Linked DNA regions of Homo sapiens: region 1 is linked to region 2. A link is an interaction called in ENCODE POLR2A ChIA-PET data of the cell type or tissue named here. Cell type or tissue: CD4-positive, alpha-beta T cell. All regions are shown on one strand. Region 1 overlaps SERINC5 (serine incorporator 5). Region 2 has its middle 15 kb from the start of SERINC5.

What was found. Peaks named below come from ENCODE experiments on the same cell type or tissue, not always from the same donor. Only the 100,000 strongest peaks of a DNase experiment are listed, where the experiment ranks them.
Region 1: POLR2A ChIA-PET joins it to region 2 with 5 read pairs; 7 of 35 experiments call an interaction of 5 or more read pairs at or near these places.

The regions. Positions count from the first base shown.
Region 1 is chr5:80,216,383-80,220,382 of GRCh38, forward strand. The region is part of intron 1 of SERINC5 (serine incorporator 5); the gene reads right to left. Among named protein-coding and RNA genes, the nearest start is that of SERINC5, 38 kb to the right of the region's middle. In CD4-positive, alpha-beta T cell, no CTCF peak of the experiment used is centred here; a DNase peak (open chromatin) is centred at 2,379; H3K27ac peaks cover 394 bases.
Region 2 is chr5:80,268,578-80,272,577 of GRCh38, forward strand. No RefSeq gene overlaps it. Among named protein-coding and RNA genes, the nearest start is that of SERINC5, 15 kb to the left of the region's middle. RefSeq lists a silencer at 3,999-4,000. In CD4-positive, alpha-beta T cell, no CTCF peak of the experiment used is centred here; a DNase peak (open chromatin) is centred at 1,664; H3K27ac peaks cover 2,130 bases.

The sequences.
Region 1 (4,000 bases), 52 kb before region 2:
AGCCATCTCCACAGTCAGACTGTGGGGTTCACCACCTTCAGTCTGAACACAGGAGAGCATGCTGGCAACTTATGTGTGTGAGAAAACTTGTTGGAAAGCTAAAGCCGTCTTTACACCTTCATTTCCACTGAGGAAAAAACAAGAGCTGTGGGAACATTCACTGGCACCCACTGAGGCAACAAATACCTGTGGCAGAACAGGGCTGAAAAGGTGAGTTAAGTAAGTTCTATTAAGAAAAAGGTATAAGAAAATGAAACCTTGAAACTCAAAACGGAGAAGTGTAGGAGACTGGGAGAAAACAAAAGTACCCATTGGGTTTTAAATATTTTTTTTTAATTAGTTTTAGGGCTGGGCACAGTGGCTCCTGCCTGTAATCCCAGCACTTTGGGAGGCCGAGGTGGGTAGATCGCTTGAGTCCAGGAGTTTGAGACCAGCCTGGGTAACATAGTGAGACACTGTCTCTACAAAAAATACAAAAATTAGCCAGGCATGGTGACACAAGCCTGTAGTCCCGGCTACTTGGAAGGCTGAGGTAGGAGGATGGATTGAGCCCAGAAGATTGAGGTTACATTGAGCTGAGATTGCATCACTGCACTTCAGCCTGGGCAACAGAGTGAGACTCTGTCTCTAAAAAAACAAATAAAATAAAATACAGTAAAAACTCGTTTCATTTATAAAGTAAGTTTGATGTTTACATTTTTATTCTTAATTTTTAATTTTAATTTTTTTATTTTGATATTTTTATTTTACAAATTTTTAATTAAAATAAGTTTATTTAAAAGTTTTATTTTTAATTTATAAAATAGTTAATTTTAAATAGTCTCAGCAAAAAAGAAGGTGGGCAGAAACCCTGCTCGTTCTACTTTATAAATAGTAGCTTATCAACCGGCAGCCAGTGAAACACTAAACCCAAAATTTGCCTCATTGTGTCATGGAGATTATGCTGCAAGGGAGAAACCTGCCAAGCCCTTTCCAAGAGGTGCTATGTGCCAGCCCAATCCCCAAACCCTGCCAAGCCACGGAGTGCTTTCTAGGCTGGTGACAGGCCCCAGTGCCAGCTAGATGCCCGTATGCTCGGGGATGGAAACAGAAAGGAGCTCATTTCACTGCTCTCAGAGAGCTGGAGTGCAGAGGACCTTAGAACTCAAGTGCACCAGAAGCTTCAAGAGTTTAGCGGCGAGTGAGCTCTTCTCCCCACCAAACGAAATTCTATGCACAATATGTAACACATATGGATGCAGTATAATACCAAAAATGCAGTTCTATATTCATACAGTATTTATTAAATGCTTACTAGTGACTGGGTACTGGTTCTAGGAGTTGGTAGTATAGTCCCTGCTCTCAGGAAACTCACATTTTAGTGGATTTTTTAATCAAACTCAGCATCCAGAAAATTCAACCTAAACAGGGCTACATCCCAAAACCTGCACTGGAAGTCCCTGATCTAGTCCAGTCCTCCTATTTTCCTGATGTGAAAACCGAGGCCCAGAAAGGTTAGGTGATTTGGCTCAAGGACAAATCTAGTGACAACCATCAGTGGAGCATCAAAAAACACATCAGTGCAAACAACTCAGCAGTCTGGAAAAGGAAGGAGCTAGTAACTCATCCTCTGGGTTCCACACTTCTGTATCTACTGTGCAATATACTAACAGACACTTGAGACAACTAAAGGAAGTCATCGTTAGTAGCTTTAAAAAACGCTCTGCTCCATCTCAAAAACAAACAAACAAACAAATGCTCTGCTGATCCTAGGAAGAAGGCAGTTTCAAGTGTCTCAGAGTCTAATACATTTTGAAAGGTTTCCCTCATGACAGTTAAAACGAAAAGCCAGCATGTGTCGCATTAACCCTGGGGTGGCCACAAAACCGGTGTTCCTGGCTGGGCGCAGTGGCTCACGCCTGTAATCCCAGCAGTTTGGGAGGCCAAGGTGGGCGGATCACCTGAGGTCGGAAGTTCTAGACGAGCCTGACCAATATGAAGAAACCCCATCTCTACTAAAAATACAAAATTAGCCAGGCATGATGGCACATGCCCGTAATCCCAGCTACATGAGAGGCTGAGGTAGGAGAATCACTTGAACCCGGGAGGCAGAGGTTGCAGTGAGCCAAGATTGCATTATTGCACTCCAGCCTGGGCAACAAGAGTGAAACTCCATGGTGGCACGTGCCTGTAATCCCAGCTACTTGGGAGGCTGAGGCAGGAGAATCACTTGAACCAGGGAGTCGGAGGTTGCAGTGAGCCGAGATCACGCCATTGCACTCCAGCCTGGTGACAGAGCAAGACTCTGTCTCAAAAAAAAAAAAAAAAGTCTGGTGCTCTTGAACAGCTACAGGCTGTGCTATGGTAATGCCCACCCCCGACTACCTCCCTTCCTGCGCTTCTGAGAAGCTGACAGCCCCGACTAAATCACCCCACGTGCAGATTCAACCACTGGCCGCTCTCCCCACAAACCACATCACAGAAAGGGCTCACTGCTCAAAAGAACACCTCTGACCCATTCCACTGCCCAGTAACAATATGTTTCTCTTTCAAGGTGGTTAGTCTAGCAACAAGGGCTCTGAACAAGGAAAAACTTGCACGCTTCACCTACCCTAGATCCCATAAAATCCTGTTCTTTAGGATTCAGTGTCCAATAAAAGATGATTATTTCAAGTCTTTCTAATATTTTTCACATAAATACATAAATTAGAAAACAAAATGTCAGACAACAGGCCTCTGGTTTGGAAAACCACAGCTGTACCTGGATAGTACCAGTGCTCAGAGGCAAGATCAGGGGAAGGGGAAAGGGAGGCATGGGCCCACACTAACCTCTCAAGACGCATGTCCCTCCTACAGGGTCGCCCTCACTCCTCTAGCCCACCCCATGTTCTGGATGCCTGGTAGTGCCATGAAAGTCCTGGTTTAACAGCTTTTTTCTTGGAGTAACAGCTGCACTGTTTTCCTACAGCTGAGAAAACACTTTTTCTCACAGTTAACTTTAGCCTTCATCATCCCTCAAACTTCAGGAAACCTTCTTTCCAGCTCTTCCCTCTTTTCACCCTTGAAATTCATCTTCTTCTTCCACTTCTAGCTTGAAGTGGAAGGAACGAATAGGTGTGTGCCTTTCCCCCAAACAAATAGCCGCTGTTCATTGCCTTTTCAAGCAAGCACTGCCAGATGCCCAGTGGGTTTTATCAGCACCCCTCCACCCACTTCTGGAGCAGGTCCTCATTCCAAGGCAAGCTGGCACAAAGCCCTAGACAGCCTTTGTGAGGATGCCTGCATTCAAGCACCAGCTGCCTCGATGGCACCAACTGGCAGAGAACTGTCATGCAATTACCCCTTCGCCCCCAGCTTGAGAAACTCCTGTTTATGTTCTTAAAATACATTTGCAAAAGGAACCAGGGCCAAATGAAGGTGCTTATACTTATTTCTTCTATCATCAACAGAAATGAAAATAACCTTACATCACCACCCGCCAACCTTTACCTTTTTGTTTTTTTTCATTCAGGGTATTGGCTACACACAACCAAGTACGGGAGTACAGAGATAGAAGCAAGTCACAGGCCAGGCGCGGTGGCTCACGCCTGTAATCCCAGCACTTTGGAGGCCGAGGCAGGTGGATCACCTGAGGTCAGGAGTTCAAGACCAGCCTGGCCAACATGGCCAAACCCCGCCTCTACTAAAAATACAAAAAACTAGCTGGGTATGGTGGCACATGCCTGTAATCCCAGCTACTCAGGAGAGCAAGGCAGGAGAATCGCTTTAACTCAGAGGCGGAGGTTGCAGTGAGCCCAGACAGCGCCACCATACTCCAGCCTGGGCGACAGAGCAAGACTCTGTCTCAATAAATAAAAATAAAAAAAAAAAAGAGAGAGAGAGATAGAAACAAGTAACTTGCTCATATTGGCAGCGGTGTTCCCTCTACTTTTTAAAATTACAAGGCAGAAGTCTTCTATCAGCCCTAGATTGTGAAGACTAGCACTCCGGCAACAAAATCATACACAATGGACCTCAATGC
Region 2 (4,000 bases):
TACCAAAAAATACAAAAAATTAGCCGGGCGTGGTGGCGGGTGCCTGTAGTCCCAGCTACTCGGGAGGCTGAGGCAGGAGAATGGCGTGAACCCAGGAGGCGGAGGTTGCAGTGAGCCGAGTTCACGCCACTGCACTCCAGCCTGGGCGACAGAGCGAGACTCCGTCTCAAAAAAAACCCAAAAACCATTTCTGAACAGAGCTCATTCCTGTGATTCTGAATACCATGGAAAATTATTCTGGCTTCTTTGGTTTTAAAATCAATTCAAAAAACTTTCCACATCCTGATTTCAAGTAAACACATTCAGCTATGTTTGAGGCTGAGAGGGGAAAGAAAAAAACACACAAAGGCGAGACAAGTCTCTCTTTTCAGTTTTCTTGGTTAATCCATTCTAATTAATTTCCTGAGAGGAAGTACAAGAGGTAAGCCCATTTCTTCAAATAACAGCACTGTGTGTTGACTTATCTTTTTAACGTGTATTTAAAGAGAGGACTCCTGTCAGTTTCTTTTAAATTCACTTTATAAGATGCATACTTTGAAGTAAACTCTCTTTGGAGGTGCTTGGTTTTAAAATAACCACCGCCAGCTAACTGCCTGTGCAACCATATAGTTCCATGAAAATCAACAAAAGGCCTTCATTGCGGGTTTCACTTGGAAGATGTTTACATTGTTCTATGAAGGTTAGAAAGGCGGAAGGAGCTCCCTGAGGTTTCACAGGAAGACAGTCCAGCCTATTTATTCATAATGGGATTTCAGTTACAGAACATTTAGATTCAACAGAAGGAGAATTTTAAATGGCTGAGAGAAGATGATAAGAAAATGTTCATAAACCATTTCATTTTGTTTCCCTCTTTAATGAAAAGGGAGAAAACACTCAATGAAGAAAGTTAATGACTCTGAAGTCCAAATGAGAAGTTTAGAAACAACTTCTTGAAAAAAAAGAAAAAGTATGCATTTATTGAATGACATTACTCAATCAATAATTTTGGATATTTTCTTTTTGTGTTTTTTTTTTCCATGCTAATTCTACAAACTGAAGGCAAGAATAAATGTTGTTTTTTTTAACCCCCCAAGACGGAGTCTTGCTCTATCACCCGGGCTGGAGTGGTGCAGTGGCATGATCTCTGCTCACTGCAACCTTCGCTTCCCGGGTTCAAGCGATTCTCCTGTCTCAGCCTCCCGAGTAGCTGGGATTACAGGCGCCTGCCACTGCGCCCGGCTAATTTTTGTATTTTTAGTAGAGACGGGGTTTCACCATGTTGGCCAGGCTGGTCTCAAACTCCTGACCTCGTGATCCGCCCGCCTCAGCCTCCGAAAGTGCTGGGATTACAGGCATGAGCCACTGTGCTGGGCCAAGAAAATGTTCTTATGCCTTTGCTTTATTTAAAAGAAGCAGACTGGCCGGGTGCAATGGCCCACACCTGTACTCCCAGCACGTTGGGAGGCCGAGGTGGGGGGGCGGATCACCTGAGGTCAGGAGTTCAAGACCAGCTTAGCCAACATAGTAAAACCTCGTCTCTACTAAAATACAAAAATTGGCTGGGCTTGGTGGTGCACGCGCCTGTAACCCCAGCTACTCAGGTGGCTGAGGCAGGAGACTTGCTTGAACCTGGGAGGTGGAGGTTGCAGTGAACTGACATTGTGCCACTGAACTCCAGCCTGGGCAACAGAGCGGAAACTCTGTCTCAAAAACAAGAACAACAAAAAAACCACAGTAGACTTCCATTCCATCTTCAGACTATATTTCTAAAGAAGGAAATGGTGTCCTAAGCACGTTCATTTATGGTCTACCACTCAAAATATGAAATTCAACATAGGTGTATGTGACTTGAGCCACAGTAATCTGAGGAAGGCAACAGGCATCAAATTTTGCTTGCTGGGACATGGGACCAATTAGTGGAAAACACAGAGTTAAAGCCACATTGTAGACTTGAAAGTGGAAGGGTAAAAATAAGAGAAGGAAGAAAGCAAAAGGCTGGCCACTGAGCAGAGAAAAGGCTCAACTGGATTCTCTCTCAAAAACTTTAGGTAGCAATTTATGAAAATTGCTGTTGTCAGCCTCCAGATTTACCATCTAGCTCCTAAAAAGCTACTGGCGATGACTTCACACCCTTATCAAGGAGATAACTTTGAGAGGTTTCTCATTTAGAAGTATAAGATTTCAACCAGGCATGGTGACTCATGCCTGTAATCCCAGCACTTTGGGAGGCTGAGGAGGGTGGATCACTTGAGGCCAGGAGTTCAAGACCAGCCTGTCCAACATAGTGAAACCCCATCTCCACTAAAAATACAAAAATTAGCTAGGCATGATGGCACATACCTGTAATCTCAGCTCAGCTACTCGGGAGGCTGAGGCAAAGGAATTGCTTGAACCCAGGAGGCGGGGGGTTGTAGTGGGCTGAGATGTGCCACTACACTCCAGCCTGGGCGACAGAGCAAGACTCTGTCTCAAAAAAAAAGGGTACAAGGTTTCCTGGTACTATTATTTTCAAATGCCTTTGGAACACAAGGGCTTTTGAAAAAACAGGAGACAGGTCGGGCGTGGTGGCTCACTTCTGTAATCCCAACACTTTGGGAGGCTAAGGTGGGCAGATTACCCAAGGTCAGGTGAGACCAGCCTGGCCAACATGGTGAAACCCTGTCTCTACTAAAAATTCAAAAATTAGCTGAGCATGACGACGGGTGCCTGGGAGGCTGAAGCAGGAGAATCACTTGAACGCAGGAGGCAGAGTTTGCAGTGAGCCAAGATTGCGCCACTGCACTCCAGCCTGGGCAAGAGAGCAAGACTCCATCTCAAAAAAAAAAAAAAGGAAAAAATAGGAGACAGAGTAGAATGTCTTACCTGCCACCCTAAGAATAAGCATAAGGTTCTTTGCTTGGCAGGAAAAAAATACCAGTAGACGTTGTAAAGCCTCTTCGTGTTGATGTCTTTAAGAATGTCAAATGCTTGCAGCCTCTGCCTATGCGCTCAGTGCAGCCAGAAGCTGGTGGTCAGCCTGGCTGGAGCAGCTGTACAATAGGTGATGTTTGCCTCCATCTTCCCTTTAAGCTCTGCTCCATGGGAACCCTCAAGAGGAGACTACCTTAACCTAATCCAAGGAGTTCTCCATCTCTGGCAACATTCACACAGGAAGTACCTGCAGGCAAACAGGTATTTGAACATTTGTTCAGAGCTATCAAAATTTTAGGATGTAAACCCCTGTGACCCCTGTGTACCATAGTTGACATTGGGGGCCTCTGATTGCGGGGAAGAGCCTGAACCAAGAACCACTATCTCTTGTGTAATAGGATGCCAGGGCAAGGGAATCCCATCATGACCCACTTATTTCCAAACTTGTATGTTTGGAAACATTTGGAGCCTTATCTCTGCTCTTAAGTCCAATGCAGGGCAAGATTCACAAGGGCACTTCAGGAGGACAGCTCACACAGTTAGTCTCGCCTTATATTTTTGTTCTGGTGAAATAATTTTAAAACAAAGGAGCCGGGCATGGTAGCTCACGCCTGTAATCCAGCACTTTGGGAAGCTGAGGCGGGCAGATCACCTGAGGTCAGGAGTTCGAGACCAGCCTGACCAACATGGTGAAACCCCGTCTCTACTAAAAATACAAAAAAAATTAGCCGGGCATGGTGGCGCATGCCTGTAGTCCCAGCTACTCAGGACGCTGAGGTAGGAGAATCACTTGAGCCCGGGAGGCGGAGGTTGTAGTGAGCTGAAATCATGCCACTGCACTCCAGCCTGGGCAACAGAGCGAAACTCTGTCTCAAAAACAAAAAACAAAACACAAAACAAAACAAAAACAGACCGGGTGCAGTGGCTCACGCCTGTAATCCCAGCACTTTGGGAGGCCGGGGCAGGCTGATCACTTGAGGTCAGGAGTTTGAGACCAGCCTGGTCAACATGGTGAAACCCCATCTCTACTTAAAATACAAAAATTAGCTGGGCGTGGTGGCGTGTGCTGTAATCCCTGCTACTCTGGAGGCTGAGGCAGGAGAATTGCTTG